2 separate regions of the Homo sapiens genome follow, and region 1 is linked to region 2. Evidence: chromatin loops called from intact Hi-C (ENCODE). Cell type or tissue: dorsolateral prefrontal cortex. All regions are shown on one strand. Each heading gives the region's core, and the rest is flanking DNA. Links, peaks and the distances in the headings are about the cores only.

The links. A loop is a pair of places that touch in the nucleus more often than their neighbours do. Peaks named below come from ENCODE experiments on the same cell type or tissue, not always from the same donor. Only the 100,000 strongest peaks of a DNase experiment are listed, where the experiment ranks them.
Region 1: a loop joins it to region 2, with 5 times the contacts of the local background. A loop is called at or near these places in 19 of 110 quality-filtered maps.

The regions. Positions count from the first base shown.
Region 1 is chr3:49,534,016-49,548,950 of GRCh38, forward strand. It overlaps DAG1 (dystroglycan 1), which reads left to right. Exons shown (of 3, transcript NM_004393.6): 3 at 1-1,600. Among named protein-coding and RNA genes, the nearest start is that of BSN-DT, 13 kb to the right of the region's middle. RefSeq lists enhancers at 723-1,721, 3,241-3,741 and a silencer at 5,948-6,177. In dorsolateral prefrontal cortex, for the core only: CTCF peaks have their summits at 5,808 (motif pointing right) and 6,020; DNase peaks (open chromatin) are centred at 1,356, 5,986 and 6,716; H3K4me3 peaks cover 1,098 bases; H3K27ac peaks cover 3,857 bases.
Region 2 is chr3:49,831,976-49,846,910 of GRCh38, forward strand. TRAIP (TRAF interacting protein) reads right to left here. Exons shown (of 15, transcript NM_005879.3): 4 at 12,566-12,605; 5 at 11,826-11,953; 6 at 10,478-10,572; 7 at 9,851-9,964; 8 at 9,010-9,097; 9 at 8,309-8,398; 10 at 7,797-7,885; 11 at 1-93. Among named protein-coding and RNA genes, the nearest start is that of TRAIP, 17 kb to the right of the region's middle. In dorsolateral prefrontal cortex, for the core only: CTCF peaks have their summits at 7,431 (motif pointing left), 7,636 and 9,319 (motif pointing right); DNase peaks (open chromatin) are centred at 7,406, 7,676 and 10,026; H3K27ac peaks cover 3,221 bases.

The DNA of each region.
Region 1 (14,935 bases), core at 1,276-9,275, 300 kb before region 2:
CCCACGACCAAGGGGTCTTCATTTCCATGAAAAAGGGACTCCAAGAGGCAGTGGTGGCTGTGGCCCCCAACTTTGGTGCTCCAGGGTGGGCCAGCTGCTTGTGGGGGCACCTGGGAGGTCAAAGGTCTCCACCACATCAACCTATTTTGTTTTACCCTTTTTCTGTGCATTGTTTTTTTTTTTCCTCCTAAAAGGAATATCACGGTTTTTTGAAACACTCAGTGGGGGACATTTTGGTGAAGATGCAATATTTTTATGTCATGTGATGCTCTTTCCTCACTTGACCTTGGCCGCTTTGTCCTAACAGTCCACAGTCCTGCCCCGACCCACCCCATCCCTTTTCTCTGGCACTCCAGTCCCAGGCCTTGGGCCTGAACTACTGGAAAAGGTCTGGCGGCTGGGGAGGAGTGCCAGCAATAGTTCATAATAAAAATCTGTTAGCTCTCAAAGCTAATTTTTTACTAAAGTTTTTATACAGCCTCAAATTGTTTTATTAAAAAAAAGATTTAAAATGGTGATGCTTACAGCAGTTTGTACGAGCTCTTAAGTGTTGATTCCATGGAACTGACGGCTTTGCTTGTTTTGATTCTTTTCCCCCTACTTTTCCTAATGGTTTAAATTCTGGAATTACACTGGGGTTCTTTTGCCTTTTTTAGCAGAACATCCGTCCGTCCATCTGCATCTCTGTCCCATGACTCAGGGGCGCCCACTCTGCTTCGATTCTCCTCCTGTGGAAGAAACCATTTTGAGCATGACTTTTCTTGATGTCTGAAGCGTTATTTTGGGTACTTTTTAGGGAGGAATGCCTTTCGCAATAATGTATCCATTCCCTGATTGAGGGTGGGTGGGTGGACCCAGGCTCCCTTTGCACACAGAGCAGCTACTTCTAAGCCATATCGACTGTTTTGCAGAGGATTTGTGTGTGCTGCCTCAGGAGGGGAGGGCTGGTAGGAGGGGGGGAGAGGTCTCTGTCCTACTGCTCTCCAGAGGGCATTTCCCCTTGCGCCTTCTCCCACAGGGCCCAGCCCCTCTCCCCTGCCCCAGTCCCCAGGGGGTACTCTGGAGTGAGCAGTGCCCCTGTGGGGGAGCCTGTAAATGCGGGCTCAGTGGACCACTGGTGACTGGGCTCATGCCTCCAAGTCAGAGTTTCCCTGGTGCCCCAGAGACAGGAGCACAAGTGGGATCTGACCTGGTGAGATTATTTCTGATGACCTCATCAAAAAATAAACAATTCCCAATGTTCCAGGTGAGGGCTTTGAAAGGCCTTCCAAACAGCTCCGTCGCCCCTAGCAACTCCACCATTGGGCACTGCCATGCAGAGACGTGGCTGGCCCAGAATGGCCTGTTGCCATAGCAACTGGAGGCGATGGGGCAGTGAACAGAATAACAACAGCAACAATGCCTTTGCAGGCAGCCTGCTCCCCTGAGCGCTGGGCTGGTGATGGTCGTTGGACTCTGTGAGATGGAGAGCCAATCTCACATTCAAGTGTTCACCAACCACTGATGTGTTTTTATTTCCTTCTATATGATTTTAAGATGTGTTTTCTGCATTCTGTAAAGAAACATATCAAACTAAATAAAAGCAGTGTCTTTATTACAACGCCGTTGCATCTGGGCATCTGTTTCCCTGGCATCTGGAGAGGTTCCTGGACATGAGGGGTTGGGGGCTCATGTGACGGGGAAGAGGAGACTCAGCCAGGTCCACTTGGGGTTGGCCCAGTGGCCTCCATGTAAGCCTTACCATTTCTGTGCTGGGAGGGCTGGGTGTGCACTCCAGAAACTCTGCCAACATGTAATGCCCCCTTCACCCCTCTTCTGCCTGTGAATCAGCTAAGACAAGTCTCCTACATCCTCAGTTCCTCCTCTGTAAGGGGTGGGGGATAGCAGAGAAACCAGTGAGACTGGCTGGGAAGGAGGATGGTGGGAAAGTGTCACGGGTTTTCTGCCCCAGAGTGTGTCAGCCCCTGTACCTCCTGGGTAGGGTTCCTTCAGGCCAGGTCTCTGTGAAGATGGGGACCTAGGGATACCTCTGGCTGCAGCTCTACCCCACCTCCTGCCTGCATTATCTTGTGGGCTTGGGACTGGCTAGTCTCCCAGGTAGTCTCAAGGCAGGTTTGTGTTGGCCTTGGGGTGGGAACAATGGTTTCTGGCCAGGCTGCTCTGCCTTGGTTGGCCTGTAGGTTCTGGGGGTTGGGGGGTGACCTTCAGTCCCTGGCTTGGGATGGACAGTCCAGCTGGGTAGGCTGATCATGACTCAGTGCCCAGGAAGGGGCAGATGGGTTGTCCTAGGACACTGCTCGGAGTGTGGGCGGCAGGAGATGCAGCAGCTGTGTTTCAAGGGGCAAAGGGGCAGAATCGAGTGATTGGTCACAGAACAACTGGTGCCTCTTCTGGGCTCAACTCTGCCATCCCTGGCTCCTTACCATGACCCCTGCTCCTCTGCTCAAAGACCCACAGAGGCTGGTCCGATATTGCAGATAAGAGCTGATTCCCAGGGTGGGGGGGTTGTTGAAGGTCCAACAACTACTTGGAGTTAGGACCTGAATGTGCACCATGCTAAGTGCCAGGAAAGGCTGTCCCCAGCACACACTTCACTCCCTAGGCCTAGCAGCAGGGGCCCAGGAAATGACCCCGTCGTTATTCTCTTGACCTCAGGAACTTTTGCTTAACATCTAACCTGAAGCCACTGGGTAATGAGTGGACTCACTGTTCTGAATTCAAGTAAGGGAATACTTGGTCTTGGCAGAGAACATTAAGGCCAGAAGGACCTCTGGCCTCAGCTCTGCCCTGCCTCTTTTGGGGGATGGGGTAGTATCCGCTGTTTAGCCCAGCAGACCCTTGACCCCTGGCACTCCTGCCAGATCCCTGTTCCTTGATTTGGATGAGGACTGCTCAGGTCTTTTAAGCTGGGGTTAGAGGGTCGTAGACAGGAGAGTAGGAAAGAAGGAACATCAGACCTACAGGAATCTGCCTTCCCACATTCCTCTGACTTGGAATGACTCTGGCCTGGCTTGGAGACAGTGCTGGTCTCTAGAAAATGCTAGAGGAATCTGCATTTTCTCTTGTCATAAAGGCACTGCCTTAGGCCTAGATCTTTGAGCTAGTCTTGGGATAAGGGCTGTTAGCTGGAAAATCTTGTGGTGTGTCTAGGCCAGCCTGGCCTCTAGAATACTACCACCAGTTTGGGACCGGGCGCGGTGGCTCACGCCTGTAATCCCAAGCACTTTGGGAGGCCGAGGCAGGCGGATCACGAGGTCCGGAGATGAGACCATCCTGGCCAACATGGTGAAACCGTCTCTACTAAAAAATATAAAAAAGTTAGCTGAGCGTGGTGGTGGGCGCTTGTAGTCCCAGCTACTCGGGAGGCTGAGGCAAGAGAATGGCATGAATCACGGAGGTGGAGCTTGCAGTGAGCTGAGATTGCACCACTGCAGTGCACTCCAGCCTGGGCAACAGAGCGAAACGCTGAGACTCTGTCTAAAAAAAAAAAGAAAAAAAGAAAAGAATACCACCAGTCTTGGGGGGGCTGGAGGCTCCACACTACTTACCTCATTGTAGCCCACAGCCTCGCCTCCCCTTGTTGCCCACAGGTTGAACAAGCTCCTAGGAGAGGCCCTTTCCTAGCTCCCCTAAAGCAAAGAAGGCCCAATTCAAGCATCAGTCTTTCAAGAGTGAGCTTCATTTCTCTATTTCTTTTCTTTTCTTTTTTTTTTTTAGAGACTGAGTCTTGCTCTGTCGCCCAGGCTGGAGTGCAGTGGCACAATCTCAGCTCACTGCAACCTCCGCCTCCTGGGTTCTAGCAATTCTCCTGCCTCAGCCTCCTGAGTAGCTGGGACTACAGGTGCATGCTGCCACGCCTGGCTAATTTTTTGTATTTTAGTAGAGATGGGGTTTCACCATGTGACCCAGGCTGGTCTCGAACTCCTGAGCTCAGGCAGTCCACCCACCTCAGCCTCCCAAAGTCCTAGGATTATAGGCATGAGCCACTGCACTCGGCCTATTTCTTTTTTTCTTTTTTTCTTTTTTTTTTGAAAGTCTTGCTCTATGGCCCAGGCTAGAGTGCAGTGTTGTGATTTTGGCTCACTGCAACCTCTGCCTCCGGGGTTAAGGCGATTCTCATGTCTCAGCCTCCCAAGTAGCTAGGACTACAGGCACGTGCTACCACACCCAGCTAATTTTTGTATTTTTTTTAGTAGAGATGGGGTTTCGCCATCTTGGCTAGGCTGGTTTCGAACTCCTGACCTCAAGTAAGTGATCCTCCCGCCTTGGCCTCCCAAAGCGCTGGGATTTCCTTTTTTTTTTTTTTTTTGAGACGGAGTCTCGCTCTGTCACCCAGGCTGGAGTGCAGTGGTGCCATCTTGGCTCACTGCAACCTCCGCCTCCCAGGTTCAAGCGATTCACCTGCCTCAGCCTCCCAAGTAGCTGGGACTACAGGTGTGTGCCACCACGCCTGGCTCATTTTTTGTATTATTATTATTATTATTATTATTATTATTATTTTGAGATGGAGTCTTGCTCTGTCACCCAGACTGGTGCAGTGGCCCAATCTCAGCTCACTGCAAGCTCCACCTCCTGGGTTCATGCCATTCTCCTGTCTCAGCCTCCCGAGTAGCTGGGACTACAGGTGCCCGCCACCACGCCCGGCTAATTTTTTTGTATTTTTAGTAGAGACGGGGTTTCACCGTTTTAGCCAGGATGGTCTCGATCTCCTGACCTTGTGATCCGCCTGCCTTGGCCTCCCAAAGTGCTGGGATTACAGGCGTGAGCCACCGCGCCTGGCCTGGGATTTCAATATCTTAAAAATCCAAATCCATTGGTGACTCTTTCCCTGTTTTGCTCACCTTCCTCACAACTACCTTGAGGCAAAGTCACTGAGGCCCAGAGAGGGCAAGGGAGTTATTGGTCTGGGTCTTGTGGCTAGTGTGAGGCGTGTTCAGTTCTAAATATGACCCAAACACTTTAGGTTTTATTATTATTATTATTATTATTATTATTATTATTATTATTATTACTACTACTACTATTATTATTTTGAGACAGCGTCTTGCTCTGTCGGCCAGGCTGGAGTGCAGTGGCACCATCTCGGCTCACTGCAACCTCCACTTCCCGGATTCAAGCGATCCTCCTGCCTCAACCTCTGGAGTAGCTGGGATTACAGGCATCCGCCACCACGGCCGGCTAATTTTTGTATTTTTAGTAGAGACAAGGTTTCACCATGTTGGCCAGGCTGGTGTTGAACTCCTGACCTCAGGTGATCCACTCACCTCGGCCTCCCAAAGTGCTGGGATTACAGGCGTGAGCTACCGTGCCCGGCCAGGTTTAATTCTGATGATGAAATTCTGTTCCTGTTGTAGAGCAGCAAAGAATTATTTGAAGCACCTATGGAGAAATGCTGGGTACCATTTCCCTGTGGGGACCCTAGAAGATCTAGAGGAGGTTCGGCAAGAGGTTCAAAGTGGGGGCTCCCATCAGCTGGAGTTCGGGTGCTCCTGCAGGAGGGGCCCTCCTAAGGACAGCCTAGGGCATGGGCAGCATGAAGACCGGGTTGCTGGGGCCCTGGTTAGCCCCACTACCCCCAGTTTTGGTGGCGATTATCCTAGAGTCTCAGTTCGGGTCAGACGAATTGTTCTGTCCATGTCCCTGTGAAGGCTCCGTGTGGCGAGACGCAGGGCCTTGGGCAGGTTCGGGCTGGGGATAGGGAGAGCTCCCAACCTTGGTAGTGGCTCCAGATGCCCCCCAGGTGAGCCCAGCAGAGTGGACTGCCAGGAGCAGCTCTGGGCCGAAGAGGGAGACAGTGTCCGCGGCCTCCCAGGAGGTGGCGCCAGAGGATTAAGTCGCCAGCGGTGGGCGGGGCTGAAGAGTCGGGCTGTGGGCGGGGCTAATAACGCCGCCAGCTCCCGGAAAGCGCTAGCCTCCGGAGGCCGGCCGTGGGTCGAGCTGAGGCCGCTCGGGAGCGGACGAAAATCTCCGGCAGCGCGGGGCCGAGCGGGGCTGTGGGCAGGGCTAAGGCCGTGGGGCCGGCGGGCGGGCGGGGCGAAGCCCGCGAGTAGCCCAACCGCGGGGAGCCAGTCCGAGCGCGGCCGCTAGCTGGTGGTGTAACTAGACTTGTCTTCTCTCCACCACTGCCGCACAGTCCCTGAGGGCATCGGGGCGAGTGTAGCTGCAACTGGGGAGCCTGTGATTCGCCAGTGCCCTTCTCCCTAGGCAAGGGAAGCGAGCAGGCAATAAGAGGGGCGAGTCTGGGGCCCAGGCTTCCGCTACCGAGACCCCAGTCAGCAAACCTTTAATTCAGAGGTGGGGAACCAATAAGGAGCCCTCCTGTGCGTACTCCCTCGCCTTAGCGTTTGCCTGCCTCCAGGCCCCGTGCCCCGCGGAGCCAGCGCGGGACCTGCACACGGTATAGATAGAGCTCAGCGCTTGCAGGGCCTCTCTGTCTCTCCTTCCTCCAGCCAGAGAGCTCCTGAGGGCACCGCCTAAAGGGGGTAGCCTGATAGGGTACTGTGAGATCTGGGAGGGTACTGGATGGAGATGAGGTGCCTCCACTTGTGTGATTGGGTCCCCCTGCTTGGCACTAGAAGCAGACGTGGGATGAGGCTGCTGGCGACTTACTCTTTCCCTGAGTGGGGGTACCCTGAAACCCCAGGAAACACCTTTCCCAAAGCAGTCTTCACAGCTCTAGGCATGCATTGGAACAGCAGGGACATCCAGTTGGGAGCTGGCCAGGGCCAGGGCTGAGGGTGCTGTTGTCTTCTGTCCGCATGGTGTCGCATCCTTAGGCTATAGAGGGCAAAACCAAGTTTGGAGCCTGCCAAAATGGTCCAGAGCTCACGCCAGACCAGCTCCCTTTCTAGGGAATTGGAGCCAGTAGTCTAGGATCACTTCCCACTTCCGTTGCAAAAGGTCTTGAGAGAGGCCGGGCCTAGCGGCTCACGCCTGTAATCCCAGCACTTTGGGAGGCCAAGGCGGGTGGATCACCTGAGGTTAGGAGTTCAAGACCAGCCTGGCCAACATGGTGAAACCCCGTCTCTACTAAAAATGCAAAAACTAGCCAGGTGTGGTGGTGCACACCTGTAGTCCCAGCTACTCGAGAGGCTGGGGCAGAAGAACCGCTTGAACCCGGGAGGTGGAGGTTGCAGTGAGCCGAGATCTCGCCACTGCATTCTAGCCTGGGCGAAACTCTGTCATACAAAAACAAAAACAAAAACAACAAAATCAACGTTCAGTTGGGACTTACTGACATTATAAAACCTAAACAGTTAATTTTCTTCTGCACCGTGGCCTGGCCACAGTACAAACTGGATAATGTCAGTTACTGAGTTACTGGCCGGAAAGTGGCACTTTCAAGCCCCAACTTCAATGCAATCGTTTTTTTTTTTTCTTTTTTTTTTTTTTGAGGCGGAGTCTCGCTCTGTCATCCAGGCTGGAGTGCAGTGGTACAATCTCAGCTCACTGCAACCTCTGCCTTCCAGGGTCAAGAGATTCTTTTGCCTCAGTCTCCCTAGTAGCTGGGATTACAGGTGTGTACCACCACACCCAGCTAGTTTTTTGTATTTTTAGTAGAGATGGGGTTTCGCCATGTTGGCCAGGCTGGTCTCAAACTCCTGACCTCAGGTGATCTGCCCGCCTTGGCCTCCCAAAGTGTTGAGATTACAGGCGTGAGCCACAATGCCCAGCCCAAACAATCTTTTTTTTTTTTTGAGATGGAGTATCGCTCTGTCACCAGGCTGGAGTGCACTCCACAATCTCGGCTCACTGCAACCTCTGCCTCCCAGGTTCAAGCGATTCTCCTGCCTCAGCCTCCCGAGTAGCTGGGGCTACAGGCACGTGCCACCACGCCCAGCTAATTTTTGTATTTTTAGTAGAGAAGGGGATTCACCGTGTTTGCCAGGATGGTCTTGATCTCTTGACTTCATGATCTGCCCACTTCGGCCTCCCAAAGTGCTGGGATTACAGGCATGAGCCACCGCGCTCGGCCCAGCCCGAGCAATCTTAACAATTTCTTACAACAAAATGGCAACTGGTCCGAGGTCCCTTATATCCAAGATTTCATGTATTTACACTCAAAACTTTCCCTCTATCAGTCTTGCTCCCCTCATCAAGTTTTATTGCTAAACGAAAACTCCCAGTCCCCTTTTCACCCCTCCCCTTCAGCCCCTGAAAGGAATTTCAACCCTGCTGAGGAATGTCCACCATATCTCCAGCCCCAGGCTCCCCAAGAGCCGCCAGCACCATTGCCATCTCTCTCATTCCCCTATCCACCTGTCACTCATTCAAAAAACAATCAGGGCTGGGTGCGGTGGCTCATGCCTATAATCCCTGCACTTTGGGAGGCCAAGGCGGGCAGATCACCTGAGGTCAGGAGTTCAAGACCAGCCTGACCAACATGGAGAAACCCCGTCTCTACTAAAAATACAAAATTAGCTGGGCATGGTGGCACATGCCTGTAATCCAAGCAACTTGGGAGGTTGAGGCAGGAGAATCTCTTGAACCCAGGAGGCGGAGGTTGCGGTGAGCCGAGATTGCACCATTGCACTCCAGCCTGAGCAACAAGAGTGAAACTCCATCTCAAAAAAAAAAAAAAAAAAAAAAAAAATCAGACCCCGGCCACCCTTCCCCTTTGCAAAGTAGCTGGGGCAGAAGGCATAGTCAGGGTTCATGTTCCCTTTTCAATCTCAGACATGTCGGAGGTTGAGAGGCTCCTTGGCTCCTTTTCCACTGGCCCATCCCACTTCCAGAAGGAATTTCTTTATATTACTCAGTCACATAACCTTACTTGGCATGACATTTATGTTATCCTGTCAGCCACTCTCACCCTAGATGAGAAAGAGCATATTTGGCTAGCTGCTCAAGCCCATGCCGACACACTTCATCAGCAGGATACAGTCCATAATCCTGTTGCGGCCATTGCTGTTCCCCTAGCCGACCCCGAATGGACTTAACAACAGGGGGACCCTGGCACCCAATGCCGTAACCATATGGTCACTTGTCTCGTGGCTGGCATGGAAAAATGTGCCCATGCCGATAAGGTAGTAAATTATGAAAAAATTAGAGAAATAACCCAAGGCCCAAATGAAAATCCAGCTCTTTTCCTATCAAGGTTATTAGAGACTATGCTCAAATACACAAAACTAGACCCTGAATCACAAGAGGGTCAAACCTATCTTCACTTACATTGCATTTCACAATCAGCACCAGATATCAGGAAACAGCTGCAAAAACTAGAGGAGGGACCCCAAACCCCACAAAGGGACCTTTTAAATCTGTCCTTCAAGGTCTTCAACAACAGGGAGGAAGAACATAAAGTGCCAAAGGAGAAACAGGCTAAGATTAAATACCAGATGCTGGCCATTGCCCTCCAGAGAGGTTCCAAGGAGAAATCACCTTCTCAGGGCCCCGGCACCTGTTTTTGACGTGGCAATCCGGGACACTGGGCAAAGGCTTGCCCAAACCCATGGCCTCCAACAAAGCCTTGCCCTATATGTGGCAAATGGGGACACTGGAAAATGGACTGCTCTCAACAAGAATGCCCTTCCCATTCAACAGCATCCTCCAGTCAGTCCCCAAACCCACCACAGGGACACCTCTCCTCTTTGTTGACACTAGCAGCTGAAGACTGACGGTGCCCGGGATTGCTTGTACCCATGCCATGTGAGTCTCCAGAACCCGGGGTAATTGGGATGGCATCTGGTAAGCCAGTCTCCTTCTTATTGGATACTGGGGCAAGTTTCTCAGTTCTTCCAGAGTATTATGGACCCCTAAATTGTTCCTCTATTTCTGTTGTTGGGGTTGATGGCCACCCTACCGCTCACTCTCAAACACCTCCATTATACTGCACCTTATTCAATACTGCCTTTACTCACTCATTTGTAGTAATTCCACAGTGTCCTACACTCCTTATTAGAAGAGATATAATCAACAAATTTGGGGCCACATTACAATTGAATGCCTTACCGTAGGTGCCTGCATACTTGCTCCTTTGCCAGCCAGAAAACAATGAAGCCCAAACCCAGTCCTCAACAATTTCAATCCAAGGAGTTAACCCAATGGTATGGGACACTTCTCAGCCCACTGTTGCCATATACCACCAGCTGTTTCTAATAAAACTTAAGGCCCCTTCCCAAATTGTTTCACAACCCCAATATCCCCTCAGTCAGGCTGGACTTAAGGGAATAAAACCCATCATCACCAGATTACTAAAAGCTGGCATTTTAACAACCACCAATTCCCCCCACTGCAGCAAAATTAAAGGGCATAGCTCCCTGGATACATTTCTCAAAACTTAAAAGGGCTCCTCCTCTTAATCCCAACCTGTCTCAATTTTCTTGTTTTCTTACAGGACCCACCAAACTCAAGATCACTTGACTCCCCACAATTCTTTAACCACCAACTCTTTCAGTAATTTTATTTGCTGCCTTGTAGAAGACCTTTCCTGGTATCCAGGCTCCCCCCACCCCCCATAATTTATTTCTCCTCCTTTTATGAGATATGGCTGCAGGAAACTTTTGCAGACTGCACTCCATCTCAAATGTCCTTTTTTTCTTTTGTTCTTTGTCTCCTTCTAGTACCACTCTTCCCCTTACTTAAACCATACCTTGCAGCTGTCTTACAACTTACTAAAACAGGCCAACTTAGGCTCCACAGAACTCTGTTGGGTCTGCATGCCCCCTTTGTTCCCAATATACCATTATCTCCCTGGACCTTTAGAAGCCTGGACCAATTCCTTGGCAACCCTCACCATTACTAAAACTACCTTAGGATCTGCATTCTGGGAACCAAGTACTGATCCTGCCACAGCCATAGCCAAAAAGGTGCATCAGGCCGTTCTCAAACAACTAAAAACTTTATCCCCTATCCAAAGCCTCATGGTTACAGGACCTATAGGAACCACCACTCCACTCACTACTCAGGCCCCTATATGTTTCACCTGCTCCTTAAACAGAGTTCCAGAAGGGTCTTTAAAATGCTCGGACTGTAACCTGCCTCTTTCTCTCTCTCACACAACAGATTGTAGTTATTCCTCTACAACAGGAGCAAGTGACCCATTCTCATCAGTGACCCAACTCATCAGCCAAAGCCACGCCCTCTTACCCCTTAAGATTTTCTCTCCCTATATGTAGTAATGCTTATGAATGTAACCAAGAGTCAGATTTTTTTTGTTTTTGACACGGAGTCTTGCTCTGCTGCCCAGACTTGAGTGCAGTGGTGAGATCTCGGCTCACTGCAACCTCTGCCTCCCAGGTTCAAGCAATTCTCCTGCCTCAGACTCCCAAGTAACTGGGATTTCAGGCACCCACTACCACTCCTGGCTAATTTTTGTATTTTTAGTAGAGATGGGGTTTCACCATGTTGGCTAGGCTGGTTTTGAACTCCTGACCTCAAGTGATTCACCCACCTCGGTCTCCCAAAGTGCTGGGATTACAGGCGTGAGCCACTGCACCCAGCCTCAAGGGTCAGATTTTTGCAGTGGGTGAGGGCCAGCTAATACATTGCCTTTATTCAATATCTATGGTAGACATGAAAAATCCAAATGCCAACTTCTTCCCCTTCCGGGTCCAACCCAATTCTTTCTTGATTCATCTGAACACAGACTATTCTCAGAAATACCTTTGGTAACTCATTACCCCCTTCTCCAACTATTAACCGATGACCACCTAGCTTCCTCTTTTGTGTCATTTGAATGGGAAGGAGGATCAGGTCGGGATGCCTCAAACTACCACATATTATTTCAAGCAGATGTTGCTGCCTGTGTAGCCCCCTCCAGCCCTTATTTCTTCTCATGTGGACATAATTTCTACAACTGCCTGTCTGTTAATTGGACTGGAACTTGCACTTTAGCTTAGTTATGCCTCCCTTGTCTGTTGCCACAAAAGACCAAGAATTTCTCCTGCCACTACACACACAAACACACACACACACACACACACACACACACACACACACACCCCAAAACAAAAAGGGCAATCCAGGTAATTCCAATCCTCGCTGCTCTCGGAATCTCTTCTGCAATAGGCTTTAGTTCCACAACTTTATAGCTTTTTCAGTTTCCCTGTCTAGCCAACTAAAAGAGGGACTAATGGAAATAGCAACTCAACTGGATCACATACAAGATCAAATAAACTCCCTTGCAGCAGTAGTACTTCAAAACCATAGGGGACTAGACATCCTCACTGCAAAAAAGGGAGGTCTATGCCTCTTCCTGCAAGAAGAATGCTTTTTCTTTCCTTTTTTTTTTTTTTTTTTTGAGACAAAGTTTTGCTCGTTGCCCAGGCTGGAGTGCAATGGCATGATCTCAGCTCACCGCAACCTCTGCCTCCTGGGTTCAAGCAATTCTCCTGCCTCAGCCTCCCAAGTAGCTGGGATTTCAGGCATGAGCCACCACGCTGGGCTAATTTTGTATTTTTAGTAGAGATGGGGTTTCTCCATGTTGGTCAGGCTGGTCTCAAACTCCCGACCTCAGGTGATCTGCCTGCCTCGGCCTCCCAAAATGCTGGGATTACAGGCGTGAGCCACCGCGCCCAGCCAAGAATGCTGTTTCTTTACAAACAAATCTAGATTGGTAAAAGAAGGAATATCCAAACTTAGAAAGATTGCAGAACGTCTACGCAAACAACCCGCCAATGACTTTTTCAGTTCTTTCCTCCCTTGGGTACTCCCTTTCATCAGTCCTTTCATTGTTTTTACCCTGCTTGATAAATTGTTGTCTTTTTGTTTTTTTTTTTGAGATGGAGTCTTGCTCTGTCCCCCAGGCTGGAGTGCAGTGGCCCGATCTTGGCTCACTGCAAGCTCTGTCTCCCAGGTTCACGCCATTCTCCTGCCTCAGCCTCCCAAGTAGCTGGGACTACAGGCACCTGCCACCATGCCCGGCTAGTTATTTGTATTTTTAGTAGAGATGGGGTTTCTCCGTGTTAGCCAGGATGGTCTCGATCTCCTGACCTCGTGATCCACCCGCCTCGGCCTCCCAAAGTGCTGGGATTACAGGCATGAGCCACTGCGCCCGGCCACTAAATTGTTTTCAAAAGTTCATTTTAGAAAGAGTTACTTCAATTGCTCAGGCCACCACAATGGGACATATAAAGGTGGCATTCCTGCCACAGAAAGAGTGAATGACTTCATCACCAGAGGAAGGCTACCTCCCCCCACACCATCACCCCTAAACCAGCAGGAAGCAGTCAGAACGAGTAGCTACCCCTCTGCTAAAAACCCTATCCAAAGAGATAATTAAAACAAAGAGGGGGAGAATATGAGGACTAACAATAGTTATGCCATTTTACAACCTTGGCTACTGTGTTCTCAGAAACAAAGCAAATGTCAACCCTGCCTATAGCTTCAACAGAGCATAACAGCCCTAACTACATCTACCCCCAGCTGGAAAAGTCCGCAACAGTCCCAGCCAGCCAGCACTTCCCCAACCCCTCCCCAGTAGAAACTTTATTATAAAAGCCTCAGCTTGTAATCGATCAGGGTCTCAGGCAGACTCCTGACTGGGACGCCTCGCAGGCTTATTCCTGTAAATAAACCTGTTTGGCTGTTGAGTTTCCTCCTGTCTCTTGCTCTCTTCCTATGCATCTTCCTAACAGTTTCCTGGGGGATGCTGAAGATGTGTATTCCTGGACTTCTTTGAGGAGCACATGGTATGCTTGGGGCAGGGGGTAACTCTGCCTTCCTGTGTCCAAAGTAATGATTAGAATGCATATGAGAGGCTGAAAAGGTACTGAGTGTGACCCCAGTGGCTCTGACTCAGCAATCACTGTGCCCCAAACCCTGCCCTGGGTTCAGGCAGCACATGAGCTTACTCCTGGAACTCCATCCTCCTCAGAGAGGCTCATGATCATGCAGGGCTAGGAGACGAATGTGCCAACCCTGTGAGCCCCAAGAAGATCCCTGGAGCAGAGCTGGAGATGGAAGGTGGGCCTGGTTGGAATCTCAGCTGAATATGTGACCTTTCTTGTTCTCTTGGTAGCAGATGATGTCCCTTGCCCAGCCTTAAAAGGAATTTTCAGTCTGTACTGTCAGCTCATTGTCAGAAAGACTGCCTTCTCAGAAAGCTGATGTCCATGCCAGGCCTTCCAGCTGGAGGGGTTTTTTAATACATACATAGCTGTGGTAACCCAGATGTGGCTACCTGACTGATACCTGCTACCACCCAGCCCAGAACCTGGAGGAGCCAAGAGGGGTTCTCCTCAGACAACCCTGATGCCTGAGTATGATTTTAGTGCTCATGGCCTGGCCTGGTGATGCTGTGACTACACCCACCACTATAGGGCAGGGTAGTGGTCCTGTACTGAGGGCCAGAAGTCAAGCTCTCCAGGTTCAGGGCCTGGTTTGAGCAGCAGACAGGCAAAGACCAGACTTCGAGATCACAAGCTCAGTGAGGGCAGAAGAGTTTAGCAGTCTTGGTTTCTGCTGTATCCTGTGGGCCTGGCACAGTGCTGTCCTCATCCTAGAGCTCAAAAAGTGCCAATTTTTTGTTTGTGAGACAGAGTCTCACTCTATTGCCCAAGCTGGAGTGCAGTGGCACGATCTCAGCTCGCTGCAACCTCTGCCTGCCAGTCTCAAGTGATCCTCCCGCCTCAGCCTCCTGAGTAGCTGTGACTACAGGCTTATGCCACCACACCTGGCTAATTTTGTATTTTTTGTAGAGATGGGTTTCACTATGTTGTTAGGCTGGTCTTGAACTCCTGGGCTCAAGCCATTTGCCCACCTCAGCCTCCCAAATTACTGGAATTACAGGCATGAGCCACCGTGTCTGGCACTATGGACCTTTCTCCTTGCCACAAGGCTCTTGCTTCACTATCAGGGACTCATTCCCTACCCCATTCTATCTTTCCTGGAAGGCAGAAGCTTTTCCAGTGGCTTCTGGGAGCTCCCTGGGCACTTGGTAAAGATGATAGAACAAACAAGCCCCTACTACAATCCATTCTGATTAGGACAGAGA
Region 2 (14,935 bases), core at 3,232-11,231:
GGGGGAGTATCCACATCAAAGGTAGCATTGAGATCAATATCATCACGGAAGGATGGCCGGCGGAGCTTCAGATTCACCTCCACAGGGGCTGGGCTGAAGGCAGAGATGACCTGGTTACTTGGGGCCACAGTGGTAACCCAGGACAACAGCTCCTGAAGCATCAGAGATAACTCAGCTCCAGGGACCTGGAGCCCACTCCTGACTCAAGGCCACCCCTCAAGAGAGCCCTACTCTCGGCCAGGCACAGTGGCTCACGCCTGTAATCCCAGCACTTTGGGAGGCCAAGGCGGGTGGATCAAGCGGTCAAGAGATCAAGACCACCCGGGCTAACATGGTGAAACCCCATCCTACTAAAAATACAAAAATTAGCTGGGTGTGGTGGCTTGTGTCTGTAGTCCCAGCTACTCGGGAGGCTGAGGCAGGAGAATTGCTTGAACTCGGGAGGCAGAGCTTGCGGTGAGCCGAGATCGCGCCACTGCACTCCAGCCTGGGCGACAGAGCAAGACTCCGTCTCAGGAAAAAAAAAAAAAAAAGTTTAAATTTAATTTAATTTAAAAAGCACACAAAACTCCATGTATAGTGCAATTACATGATTTGGCACCCCCCCACCACTCCCACATGCAGAAAAAGGAGAAGGAAATATTCCACATGTCAACCATAAGTACCTCTATGATAACTCCCTATTTTCCAAATTCTCAATGAGTGTGTTTTTACTTTTATAACACGGGGGGGGGGGGGGGGTGGGGGGTGGGGAGTGAAGTTTTATTCTATTAAAACTACAGCCGACAGGATTCTTCCAGCCCACCCAGACCTGGCAGGGCTCCCCACCTCCTGTCATACAAGGAGAACCCTGGGGAATGGCAAGGGTAGCTCCAAAGATGCCTTCTCTCTTTCCTTCCTCAGGAACTTTTCAGAGCTGCACCACAATCCCACTTCCACTGGGGTGTACACATCAGAGGGAGGAAGCCTACCTGCATTGATTTGGGTGGCTAAGCAATCCAGGCAGCCTGGACTATTTCTTCCTTTCCCTGTCCAGGACCCTAGAAGCTCTACCTCTGTCCCCGCCTGCAAGTTAAAATGAAGACTGCACAAACCCACCTCAAACCAACTCTAGGCTGGCTGCTTTGCTTCCTCCTCTGGGAACCACAGCAGCCAGGACCACTCATGCCAACTTTTTTGCAGTATCCATATTCTGCCACCATTTACCAACCCCAGCAAGTTGAGGCTCAGGTTAGGAAAGGTAAACTCAAGAGGAAGGCAGGATCTCGCTGGGTCCTGTAAATTTTACCCTCCAGGTGGCTCAAGGCAGGACTTTCTACTCCCAGCCATCCCCTAAGGCGTTGCCTAGTGGTGCCCAAGCTCAAGGCAAGCCAGGCTTATTCACTTGCACCTCCTGGTCATCCACAACACTAAACTCAAGACTCAGGAGGTTCTCACGGTGCCTCCCTCACTCCCCATATCCACATCTGGATCATATGGACACATTTCTTCCTCTCTTAGACTGTTTCTTTTTTTTTTTTTTGAGACGGAATCTTGCTCTGTCACCCAGGCTGGAGTGCAGTGGTGCGATCTCGGCTCACTGCAAGCTCCGCCTTCCGGGTTCAAGCCATTCTCCTGCCTCAGCCTCCTGAGTAGCTGGGGCTACAGGCGCCCGCCACCACGCCCAGCTAATTTTTTGTATTTTTAGTAGAGATGGGGTTACACCGTGTTAGCCAGGATGGTCTCGCTCTCCTGACCTCGTGATCTGCCCACCTCGGCCTCCCAAAGTGCTGGTATTACAGGCATGAGCCACCGCGCCCGGCCTTGTCTTAGACTGTTTCTATATTCTTCTTCCTTCATGAGCTTGAAGCCTATTTCCCTTTCTGCCAGGGGTCCACTTTCTTTCCTTCCCACTTTCTGTTTGTCCTACAAGGAGAAAGAACCTAGGGCTTAGTAGTCCTTCCCTCACTGGTTGAGGCTGGCTTGAGGCCCTCCTGAGTGACACTATCACCCTTGGGACACCCACCCATGGTCAAGTTACAGGGCTTCATGCCAGAGGCCTCAGGGAGCCAGGCAAGACACTCAAAGCTCCCCTTTCCAGAACAGAGCTAAGGCCTTGAGCAGCCCATTGCCTGCGTGGCATGGGATTAGTCAACATCTCCTCCATGAACTCATGGCTCCTGGCGGCCTTACCCTACCCTAAGGAAAGGTCTCCCTGGCTGTCTCTAGCCTGGAGTTCAGGGGCCCTTGGGGCCCATGAGAGAGATCTTCCTAACATTGACTCTGTAGTTGGGGGTGGTGGCTACATGCTGATGCCTCCCTAAAATGACAGGTATGAAGGGTAATCCTACTGCAACAAGTAGAAGGGGCAACCACCATCAGCCCCCAGAGATTTCCAAAAAATTCTGGGAGACAAAGCATGGCCAGGGGACAAGAGACTGACACAGCAGCCAGAACCCACAAGGAGGGGGTCCATGAAGGAAAGGGAGGGCCTTGCAAAAGCATTAAACAGGCCTGAAAACTGGAACACTGATGAAATTGTGAGCTTGGCTCCACCCCATCCTAATCTGCATTGGTAGAACACTAGGCAGTTAGGCTGCTGCCCTGGGCCAATAAATAGAAGAGCTTTTCTCAAAGACACTAAACAAACTATGTACAATGACCTAGGGCAGCCAATATTATTGGACCCAACAGTAAAGCCTTCTGCATCCTGGGTTCAGGTAAGACTCAACATGATGCCAGCAGTCTGCACATCCCCCCCAAACCCTACCCACATAGGTTGGCCTCCAAAGTAGCCAAGGACCACCAGGTATGGGAGGGGAGCCCAGGAAAAAGTCCATGGTGCACAAATACTGACTCTGAGACAAACAGAAATATGAGACCATAAAACAAGAACATGATGCTTTGCAAAACAGACATACTCAAAGAGCAAGAAAGAATGCTTGCAAATTTAAAACATGAATACTGCCAGGCACAGTAGCTCACGCCTGTAATACCAACAATTTGGGAGGCTGAGGTGGGAGGATGGCTTGAGGCCAGGAGTTCAATACTGACCTGGGCAACATATTAAGACTCTATCTCTACAAAAAATAAAATTAAATAAATTAACTGGGCATTGTGGCACATGCCTGTAATCTCAGCTACTTGGAAGGCTGAGGTGGGAGGATCCCTTGAACCCAGGGGGTGGAGGTTGCAGTGAGCCGAGATCGTGCCACTGCACTCCAGCCTGGGCAACAGAGCAAGACCCTGTCTCAAAAAAAAATTAAATATGATTACTGATTCAGCCCTAAAAAGGAAGAAAATTCTAATACATGCTACATGGATAAACCTTGAAGACATTATGCTAAGTGAAATAAGCCAGTAATAAAAGGACAAATATTGTATGAGTCCACTTATATGAGGCTCCTAAAGTAGTCAAATTGATAGAGACAGAAAGAATGGTAAGTGAAGGAGCTGAGGAGAAAGGGGAAAGGGGAGTTATTGTTTAATGGGTATAGAATTTCACTTTGGGAAGATGAAAACATTCTGGAGTGGGATGGTGGTGATGGTTGCACAGCAATTAAATGTACTTGATGCCACAGAAATGTACTTAAAAATGGTTACAATGGTGAGTTTTGTTTATATTTTACTACAATAAAAAATACTGCTGCAGTAAAAAGTTATAAAAATTAAGAAGCTTCTTAAAAAACTTAAGAAACTTCTTGGCCGGGCACGGTGGCGCACACCTGTAATCCCAGCACTTTGGGAGGCCGAGGTGGGTGGATCACAAGGTCAGGAGATGGAGACCATCCTGGCTAACACGGTGAAACCCTGTCTCTACTAAAAATACAAAAAATTAGCCGGGCGTGGTGGCGGGCACCTGTAGTCCCAGCTACTCGGGAGGCTGAGGCAGGAGAATAGCGTGAACCGGGGAGGCGGAGCTTGAAGTGAGCCGAGATCGTGCCACTGCACTCCAGCCTGGGCTACAGAGCAAGACTCCATCTCAAAAAAAAAAAAAAAATTCTTAATTTTTTTTTGTTTTTGTTTTTGCGACAGTCTCGCTCTGTCATCCAGGCTGGAGTACAGTAGCACGATTCTGGCTCACTGCAACCTCCACCTCCCAGATTCAAGCCATTCTTGTGCATCAGCCTCCCAAGTAGCTGGGATTATAGGCGTGTACCACCACACCTGGCTAATTTTTGTATTTTTAGTACAGCCACCATATCCAGCCAGAGATTTATTAATTTTCCTAATTTTAAATTAAGAAATGGTGGTGGCTGGGTGTGGTGGCTCACACCTATAATCCCAGCACTTTGGGAGGCCGAGGTGGGAAGATCACTTGAGATCAGGAATTAAAGACCAGCCTGGCCAACATGGTGAAGCCCCATCTCTACTAAAAATACAAAAAACTAGCTGGGCATGGTGGTGCGTGCCTATAATCCCAGCTACTGGGGAGGTTGAGGCAGGAGAATCTCTTCAACCGGGAAGCGGAGGTTGCAGCGAGCCAAGATTGCACCACTGTACTCCAGCCTAGGCAACAGAGCAAGACACTGTTTCAAAAAAAAGAAAAGAAAAGAAAAGGAAAAAGAAAAAGAAAAAGCAAAGCAAAGCAAAGCAAAGCAAAGCGGTGGCTCACGCCTGTAACCCAGCACTTTGGGAAGCCCAGGCAGGAGGATCGCTTGAGGCCAGGAGTTCAAGACCAGCCTGGACAATAAGTGAGACCCTGCCTCTACAAAAAATTAGTTGGGCGTGGTGGTGCATGCCTGTAGTCAATCCCAGCCACTCAGGAGATTGAGGCAGGAGGACCACTTGAGCCCAGGAGGTGGAGCTGCTATGAGAACAGTGAAAATTTACTGAAGTTTACCAGCTTCTTCATCACCCTCTCCCCTGGATACTGGAAATGTTCTACTAGACCAGATTTCCAAAGTGGTTGCTTCAGATGGTTTCAACCAGATCAACTGTTGCCATGGAGAGATGGATTCCTGGAGCTTTCTACTCTTCCATCTTCCTTGACATGACTTTTTTTTTTTTTTTTTTTTTTTTGAGACAGGTCTCACTCTGTCGCCCAGACTAGAGTGCAGTGGCGTGATCATCACTTACTGCAGTCTTGACCTCCCAGGCTCAAGTGATCCTCTCACCTCAGCCTCCCGAGTAGGTGGCCCAAGAAAACTTAAGACTTCTTCCAGACCTCTGTAGTAACACATTAGCAGTCACAGGAGAAAGGTAGAGGCAGAGTCTTTGAGGTCACTTGTAGTTCTGAGGGTCTTGCCATCAGAACACAAAGAAGACAGGGCAATGCCGTTGCTGAGGATTCAACAACTATTTTTGAGAGTTTGAGGCTATGAGTTTAGAAGAGGCTGTGCCTAGGCTGGGCATGGTGGCTCACGCTCGTAATCCCAGCACTTTAGTCCCAGCTACCCAGGAGGCTGAGGCAGGATCACATCACCTGAGCCCAGGAGGTTGAGGCTGCAGTGAGCTGTGATCACACCACTGCACTCCAGCCTGGGCAACAGAATGAGGCCCTATCTCAAAACAAACAAACCAACAAACAAACCAACAAACAAACACAAGAATAGACTGTGCTGGTGCTGCCTAATGCCTAGTTAAAAGAAGGGCTTTTGCTAAAAACAAACAGACCTGCCACCGTAATTTTTTTTTGTTTTTGCTTGAGACGGAGTCTCTCTGTCACCCAGGCTGGAGTGCAGTGGCACGATCTCGGCTCACTGCAACCTCTACCTCCCAGGGTCAAGCGATTGTCCTGCCTCAACCTCTCAAGTAACTGGGATTACAGGCGCCTGCCACCACACCCAGCTAATTTTTCTATTTTTAGTAGAGACGGGGTTTCACCATATTGGTCAGGCTGGTCTCGAACTCCTGACCTCAGGTGATCCACTCACCTCAGCCTCCCAAAGTGCTGGGGCTACAGGTGTGAGCCACCACGCCCGGACTTTTTTTTTTTTTCCAAGAGAGACGGGGTCTTACTCTGTCTCCCAGGCTGGAGTGCAGTGGCACAATCATAGCTCGACTCTTGGGCTCAAGTGATCCTCCTGCCTTGGCCTCCTGAGTAACTAGAACTACAAGTGTGTGCCACCATGCTTGGCTAAGTTTTAAGTTTTTTGATACAGGGTCTCACTATGTTGCCCAGGCTGGTCTTGAACTCCTGGACTCAAGCAATCCTCCCACCTTGGCCTCCCAAAGCACTGAGATTACAGGTATGAGTCAATGCACCCAGCCAACCACTTCAATATTTATGCCCAGAAAAATACTGGAGACAAAAATGAATGAAGTCATCCTCATGTGGCTTGATGAGAAGCCCAGCCCAGCTTACAGAAGAAGGCTTGTCAAGTTTAGTGTCCTGCTGGCCTGAAAGCCAAGGGAGACCATTGCTGTCCTCCCTGTACCAAGATGGGCTGCAGGCCCTGGCATGAAGCTTACTCAGAATGAGGTGGGCCCGTCCCCAACTGGGAGCTACAGACCAGATTCTATAATGTAGTATATAGCTGGTTGGCTGTGGGCTTAGCCATCTAAGCTCCAAGCTCATCTATCCCACTGGAACATAAGCTCCAAGAGAACAGAGAAGGTCTGCCATGCAGTGGGCACTCATCAAGGACCTGCTGTAGGAGTCCAGGCCTTCCAGCACCCTGAAGAGGTAAAGAAAGTAAACAAAAGCAACCAGGCACGGTGGCTCACACCTGTAATCCCAGCACTTTGGGAGGCCCAAGTGGGCAGATTGCTTGAGGTCAGGAGTTCAAGACCAGCCTGGCCAACATGGTGAAACCCGTCTCTGCCAAAACATACAAAAATTAGCTGGGCATGGTGACACATGCCTGTAATCCCAGCTACTCAGGAGGTTGAGGCAGGAGAATCGCTTGAACCTGGGAGGCGGAGGTTGCAGTGAGCCGAGATCGCACCACTGTACTCCAGTCTGGGAAACAGAGTGAGACTCCATCTAAAAAAAAAAAAGATTAAAGACTGGGCTGGGCGCAGTGGCTCACGCCTGTAATCCCAGCACATTGGGAGGCCGAGGCAGGTGGCTCACGAGGTCAGGAGATCGAGACCATCCTGGCCAACATGGTGAAACCCCGTCTCTACTAAAATACAAAAAATTAGCCAGGCGTGGTGGTGCGCGCCTGTAATCCCAGCTACTCAGGAGGCTGAGGCAGGAGAATTGTTTGAATCCAGGAGGCAGAGATTGCAGTGAGCCGAGATAGTGCCACTGCACTCCAGCCTGGCAACAGAGTAAGACTCCATTAAAAAAAGAAAAAGGAAAAAAAAAAAAAAGACTGGGGCCACTGACAGGAGTTGTGTGCTTTCTGTCTGGGTCCTTGCTGGGGACTTTTGGCAGGCAGGAGGTAGCCTTGAGGATGCTCTCAGCTAGTCTGCTTCTGTGAAACTCTCAGGAGCAGAAATGGATGCCCATGCTTGCAGGGACACCAATCCTTCTGCCTCGTGGCTCCCTCTGCTGGCAGCTTTAAAGCACGCACTCCTGGCACTAAGGGAATTATTTTACAGTGGTTTCATATTTGTTTCAAAATCTGGGGTGGACAGATAAATGTGGGGAGCTACTCCATAAACAGGATGCCCCAAGACAGTCAGTGCTTCTGCCCTATTCTCAGACCACTTCTAGGTCCTCTGGCCTTCTCTGGCCTCTCCGTGTCAGAGCCTAATTTGCTTCAAGGCTGCTTGCCAGCTAAATCTTGGCTGGCTCCCAGGGCAGGCTGTCTGCAGACATCAGGTCCACAGAGGTCACCCACCCCACCAAAGCCAGGAGGAGTAAAGACTGTTACCAGAAAGCTCTCCCACCTTGTGACCCCTGTACCGCCCAAGGCTCAACAAACCTCTCTAAAACCAGGCGGTCGACAGTCTCACTGGCCACTGGTGGCAGGTTCAAGGTTTCCTGCAGCATCGTTAGCTTCTTTTTCAGGCTCTTGGGGAGGGAAAGAAAAGTGTGTGAGAGAAAGGCTGAGGCATCAAGTCCGGAGATAATGCAGAGGACATGAGCAGCATGCATGAAAGGCCAGCCCACTGGGAACAGAGCAAGGCCTGATACCTCATCATTAGGCTCAGGAGGCCAAGCCCCAGGTAGAGCCCCTCCTCTGATAAGGGACCTCAGGGATGTAAGTGCAGGACAGACTATGAGGGAAGACTCATGGTTCTGTCTGCCCTCTGTTGAGGAGGCCCAGGCTCCAGTCCGGACCAGGGCCAAGGGGCACACCCTGACCCAGGAGGATGCAGGGGCCCAGAACCACCACTGACTGGTGCAAGGGTCCTGGGCAGAGATAGCCCAGCCCTGCTCTGGGAGGGCACACAAACCACCCCTCATTCCTGTCAAGCCAGGGATGTCCCTCACCATGATTTCCTTGTCAGCACTCTGTAAGTCCTTCTGGGCTGACTTCAGTTCTAACTTGGCCTGATCCAATTCAGAGTAGACTGTCTGCAACTATAAGAAAGTGTAGGGAATGAAAGACAAGCCAAGTGGTAGCCTTGTGCCCTGCCCCCTCCTGCTGCTCCCCAGGGAGTGATCAAGGTAGCCCAGAAGAGACTAGAGATATGGGCAGAGATCCCAGCTCTCTGAGGCTAGGCCTCAGTCTGGCAATGCACATCCGGAGCTGCCTAGAAGCAAAGGCTGCTTCCTACATCCTGCAGCCTGTGGATGCACCATGCCAGAAGTAAAAGCAGCTGTGCTGACCGAATCAGGTTCCAGGAGCCCTTCTACTCCAGATGTGGTACAAAAATAGGCCTCTGATGCTGTCACATTTGAGGCCTGTGCTCTCCAGCCAGCTGAGAGGTACCCAGGAGCCAGGAAGAGCAGAGGGGAGCATCAGTGTCCACATGTTGGGGGATACCTCTGTGATCTGTCCACCCCTAGTGGACAAGCCACATATTCAGGCCAATGCCCAGTAAGGACTGGTAACAAATTTCTGTAAGTCCTCCAGCTGCCCCAGGGAGTCAGCTGTGCCATCAGGTCCCATGGCCTTGCTCAGGAGACCAGAGTGAACATGACAAAAGGAGAGCCACTTCTCCTTCAACCTCTGTTCACTGCTAAGTTACCTTGCTTCTGGAGGAAAACAAATCCTTCCTCAGCTTGTCAGCCACCTCCCCTGAGGCCTTCCGTGCCTCTTTTAGATTCTCGTACTCTCTGCAATGTGGCCATGGAAAGAGATGCCAGAAAAGAACACCTGCAGGTCAGACTGAGCCACAGCACTAATCTAACACAAAGCACTGCCCAACCCCTCAACTCACTCTCATTCCTACTTTGACACCTGAGCCCAACAAGTACCAGGTGGCACTGTGGAGGGTCCTGCAGAGAATGCAAGGAAGTGACTATTTCCTCCTGCCTGTCCTGCAGGCACTGGTGACTTGAGAGGGCATGCAGAAAGCCCCAGTCTCACTAGGGGGCTCCCTAAACCACCTGGTCTTAAAGGAGGCATCTTGGACCCTCTATGCCTCTCAGCTAAGTGGCCCTCCACCCTTCCTGCCAACCTTACACCCACCAGAGTGAAGAATATGAGTAGAGTTTGATCCCAGCCAGGCAGGATCATAGTGCTAATGGGGAACAGGCTCTACATATCAATCACAATGGGGCTTATAGCCCAGAGAGCTAGGTCAACTCCCTTAGAAACAGCACTTAAGATTCACACTAAATCCTCAACAATCCTATGAGGCAGGTCTACTACTATTTCCATTCAGGAAGTTGAGGGTCAAAGAGGCCAAGAAACTGGCAGCAGGCCACATAGTTGCTGAAAGGTGGAATCAGGGTTCAAACAAAGGCAGCATGGCTCCAGAGTTTGCCCCTTAGTTCCATCTGCTTTACAAGAGATGGGGAGCAATGACACGGCTGGGGCCCCATGGCCTATCTCCTGTGTTTGCTGAGAGGGGCCACAGTACGCACTTCTTGAGAGACACACAGTACACAGCCAGCTGTTCCACCGCTGACTGTCCCACACCCATGTCTCGGATCATCTCCTCCACCTCAGGGCGCTGGCTCTGGAGTAGAAGCTCAATCCTGAAAAATACACCCAGCCCACGGCATTTGCAATCTGGAGGCTGATGGGTAGGTACCCAGTGCCGCTCTGCCTTCCTTTGCTGCCGTTGCTAAGGTAACAGGCTAGGCTGCCAGGATGCTTTAGTAGGTGGGTGTGCCCAAGGAAAGGCCCTGTGGCAGAGATGAGCATAGCTCCAAGGATGCTGCTGAGAAAGAAGAGGTGCTGAAAGAGGGTCTCAAGGTCAGGGATTTCCTGGAGAGAGGTTTCTGGAAGGAAAGACCCACCAGGTCATCTGGCCACAGGCAGCAGAGACAGGGAGGAATGTGGCAAGGGCTCCCATTCCTTGGAATGGGGGAAGAGTTCATAGAGGCTAAGATCTGTGCCCACACCCAGCTGACCTGAGCCCTCCATGGCCTATGGAGATTTGAGCCTCGGACATGACCCAATCCCACTCCCTGCTGCAGTCCTAAGAACTGTACCACTTGCAGGCCCTGGGGGCAAAGGCACAGTGCAGGACCCAGCTCCAAACTCACTGCTCCATGGTCTTCATCTTGCTCCTGAGCCGGCGGGCCTCCTCTTGTGCTTGTTTGGTCTCATCCTGCTGCTGCTCTAAGTACTTCATCTGCTTCTGAAGAGCAAATACACCCATACCTGATGCTTGGAGGCCCTCAGGAGCCATTGCTAAAGTCACTAGGAAAACTCTGCTCCAGAACTCTCTGCAGCTTATGTTTTGAAAATGCTGATAACCATGTACTCCCAAACCCCAGGAGGTAAAGCTCCTGGGTCCCACTCTCGCTTGTGCTTCTTCTTCTAAAAGGCTCTAAGCCAGCTGCTTCTTCACCTCCCTGCCTGCTTCCTCCTGAAAGGTATCTTACAGTAGACACAGCCCACTGCCAGCATTTACAGGCCCACTGTGGGCTGCCAAGGTCCAGTGGTCTGGGCCTCATGGTACATGTTGTGCAGGTGGCTGAAGAAGTCCAGAGCACAAACCCAGGCCTCACCATCCAACACCCAGACCCATGGACAGTTGCCAAGAATGAATAATTGAGCCAGGGGAAGCTGGCCAGGCTGCCTTCAGCCTAAGACCACTTGTCTCTGACCTGAGAATACCATGAGAGACTCCTGCTCTGCAGCCAGGTGCCAGTTTGCTCCCTCCCACCAGCCAGACCATGTGATCCAGCCCAGCCCCCAAGCAGGAACAGAGACAATGAATATCCTGGGGCCTTGTCTGTTCACAAGGATGGCTCCCTTTCCCTTTCAAATGGCATCCAGCAAGGACTGCTCCTGCCTACAAGGCCAGAATATCAATCGTGGGTTCAGATCAATCGCCTCTCATGCCCCTTGGAGAGCAAGAGGCTCACCAACCCAGGCTGATGCAAAATTCATCTGGGTCTAAGGCTGTTCACTCTGCAGACTTTGATCTGGTTGGTCAGCTCAGCACAGCTGACTTCAAAGGCCCTTGCTCCTCCCTAGGATGCTGTTTGATCTGGCTCAGGAGAGCAGCCCAGCCAAGGACTAGAGTGCTAATGGAAGGTTCTTCAGGCTGGCCTCATCAGTAGAGTATGAACCACTTTCGGAAATATGGCCCAGCCTCACTGAGGTCTTAGTTGAGCATCCCCTCTGTGAGGTACTGGGAAGGCCTTGACTCTTCAAACTACCTAGTACAAAACCCACAAGTATAGCCAATATGGCCCTTTTCTTATGGGATGGATGGGTACAGTATGGAAGGGCAAGGGGAAGAAGTGATTTGCCTCTATTTTACAACTCCCCAAACCAAGGTGATGACTGGAGCAGAACCAGAAGATAAGCCCAGAATGGGGAGTCCAGTTCTGGGGCAATACCTCCCTATGAATTCTGTACCCATAAAACCTGAGGACCTACTTTCAGTGTGGAGCACAGCATCTCGGCCTTGCCCAAGGCCTGCTGCAGAGATACCACAGTAGCATTGCGTTCTTCCAGCGTATCCCGCAGAGTGTCGATGATGACCTGGCTGTCTCGTTTCTCCTTGTCTGGAGCAGGGGTAGAGGGCGGAGGAAAGGGAAAGGCCTGTCCATCCATCAGCAGAAGAACTTGGGCCCTTGGATTCAGTGCCTCATCCCTTAGGCAGGTGAGAAACAAGGCTCAGGCCTGAAAGCTGGGTGGCCCGCTTCTTTCTCTGGGATGTGCCAAACCAGAGAAGCTGAGCCAGAGCCTTCATTCAGGGAAAAGCCCACCTTCTGCTGCTTGAACTACTTAGGAAAATATTTTACTGCCCATTCCCTACCTGCCATGGGTCCAGTTAGTTCATCAACCCAGGACTCAAGCAGGTTCCAGCCAAACTCAGCAGCTGAGCCCTCTCCCGAAGATATTCAGTCCCATCAGGTAACCCCCTCCCATCTTGGTTCCTGGGCAAGAAGCTGCACTCAGAGACAAGAGGCTCACCTGGTCTAGGTGAACAGCTTCAGTCACCTCCCTTCCCTCTCTTTTTCTGCCCACCACAACAGCTAGCAGGACTCTTGGACATACAAAGCAGGGAAAGGCCCTGGCTCTCCCAAACGGTTTGAAACCTTCCTCCTAGGGCCCCCTTCCTCCAGCATCCAAGTCAGGGGCTTCCCAGCACCCCTCGTCTCTTGCTAACTCACCTTTCTGGGAAAGCTGGGCTCTGACATTGTCCAGTTCATTCTGAAAGGCAATACCCACAATAAGCAGCAGGAAAGCATCATAGCTGACCTCCACGTGGTCTCCCATAAGGCTGTGGGGAGCCCCAGGATTGAACAATGAGGCCTTCTAGGGCATGAATCCTGCAGTGCCTCAAGGCCAAGCTAAGCTAACAATGGAAAGATAAGCACTGCTGTAGCTCTATGTGCCCTTTTGAAAAGTAGGTAAGATGGAGGAAAACAATCTCAGGGGCAAGGCCCCAGGACAGGTAAAGAGGTAGAATAGTGGAAGGGAAGTTAAAGTAGGGCCCCTGTGATCAGTCTCCATAGCAGAAGTTTCTATCACTTCCTTGGCCTCATCGCTCTATGTTGGTCTCATTCCCTCTGGGCATCAGCTGACTCACCAGGGACACACAATAGGAATGGCCAAGGACCTTGGGCGACTACTCCTCCTCTCCACCCTGGGTCTTCCTGATTCATAGTCGACTTTCCTCCAAGCTCTGAACTGGCTCTGTGTACCACAAACCTTCCAGACCTAGTATCCAATGGAGGTAGCTATGCCAGGACAGCTTTGTACCCCTGGATGAAACCTCCCATGTGTCTAGTCTCTAACTAGACTATTGTGAGGATCAAGTGAGCCTCTCAAAGCCCCTGCAAATGTTTCACAGCCATGCCACAGAATCATTGAGAAGCTGTGGCAGAATTGAACCCAGTTCCTGTTCAGGATGCCACAGAACTCAACATCCCCATGAGCAAGAGAGGTGCCTGCTCCATAACAAAGAAATCCAAGGTTTTACAAAACTGAAACGCTTGACCAAGGGTCCATGGTGGTAGCTAGATGGAATCCAGGCAAACCTTACTGTAGATCACTTGTCTAAGATCAACAGAAGACTCAGAATTTCACATGTGACCAATAGTATGGCCCAGGCCCAGTGGGTAAACAAGCCCCTACTGTCAAACTCTCCACCTAGGACTCTGGGGGCAAGAGCTTCTGGTGGCTGGGCTGGTTAGCATAGGCTGAACAGCTGGGAGTGGAGGTGGTGGGTAAGGAAGAGCACGCAAGGGCTGCCTGAGAACAGATACCAGGACATGGCTGCTGCACCACTACCCATAGTCCCCTGACTTCTTCCACACTCCAGCAGGGGCTTCCAAGCCCTTGCTCCAAACTACCCAAGATGTTGCTACCTGTCTCACAAACCTGGCTTTGAAAGCTGGAAATAAATGAAACTGCCTTTGTTGCCTTCATCACAGGGAAGACACTACTTAAAACTGGGAGCAGTTACCATGACGATGAACATGCTTGCTCTAAGCACAAAAGCTCCATGTTCCTGAAGCAGTGAGGTTCCAAGGACATCATGACACCCTGGGGCCAGAGCCAAATGAACTCTGATCTGACAGATATCCAGCAAATTAACCCTCAGAGTCCAGGGATCATTTGTGAACCCAAATCCAACTTCCTCAAGAGTTCTCTGCCAACGCAGCCTGCTTGCACACAAAAAAAGCTAAATTTTAGATTAGGAGGGGAAGCAGTTAGACGTATAGGAGGGAAACTACCCACTTTCCCCTAATATATCCATTCCCACCTGAGCTGCAACTCTTGATTCCAAGAGCTCTGGTCTGGGGAAGGCCCAGGCATCTGACTTTATACCAAGCTCCCTAGGCAATTTTTTTTCTTTTAACTTTTTTTATTTAATAGAGATGGGGTCCCATGTTGCTCAGGCTGGTCTTGAACTCCTGGGCTCAAGTGATCTGCCCACCTTGGTCACCCAAAGTGCTGGGATTACAGGTGTGAGCCATCACGCCCAGCCTCCCCAGGCAATTTTGAGGCACAGGCAGGCTAGGGAACACTGAATCCAAAAATCTCCCGTGGCTGGGGAGTAGAAGAGTTTTCTAATCTGTCACTAACTGTCCAAGCAGCAAAGTAGGCTGTACAGGATGGCTGTAGGTTCTTTAAAAGATGAGGAGACAAGACCGCAGGAGAGAATTCAGGTTGGAATTGACCTGAAATCCCAAAGGGAGGGTTTACAGTCAAGCAGCTCCCCTCTTCCCTCACAGTGCATTTCTCTGATGACTGTGTCTCATCAGTTGTCCTCTGATTTTTGTGTCCCCACCTTGAAAACTGTACCAAGTCTCACCTCTATAACTTCATCTCCATATTCCAGGAACCCTCCACTTATGTGGAAATAGAAAGTGAACTCCCAGGCCAGGCACAGTGGCTCATGCCTGTAATCTCAGCCCTTTGGGAGGCCAAGGTGGGAGGATTGCTCGAGCCCAAGAGTTCAAGACCAGCCTGGGTAACATAGCAAGGCCCTATCTCTATAAAAATTTTTTTTTATAAATTAGGGCTGGGCACGG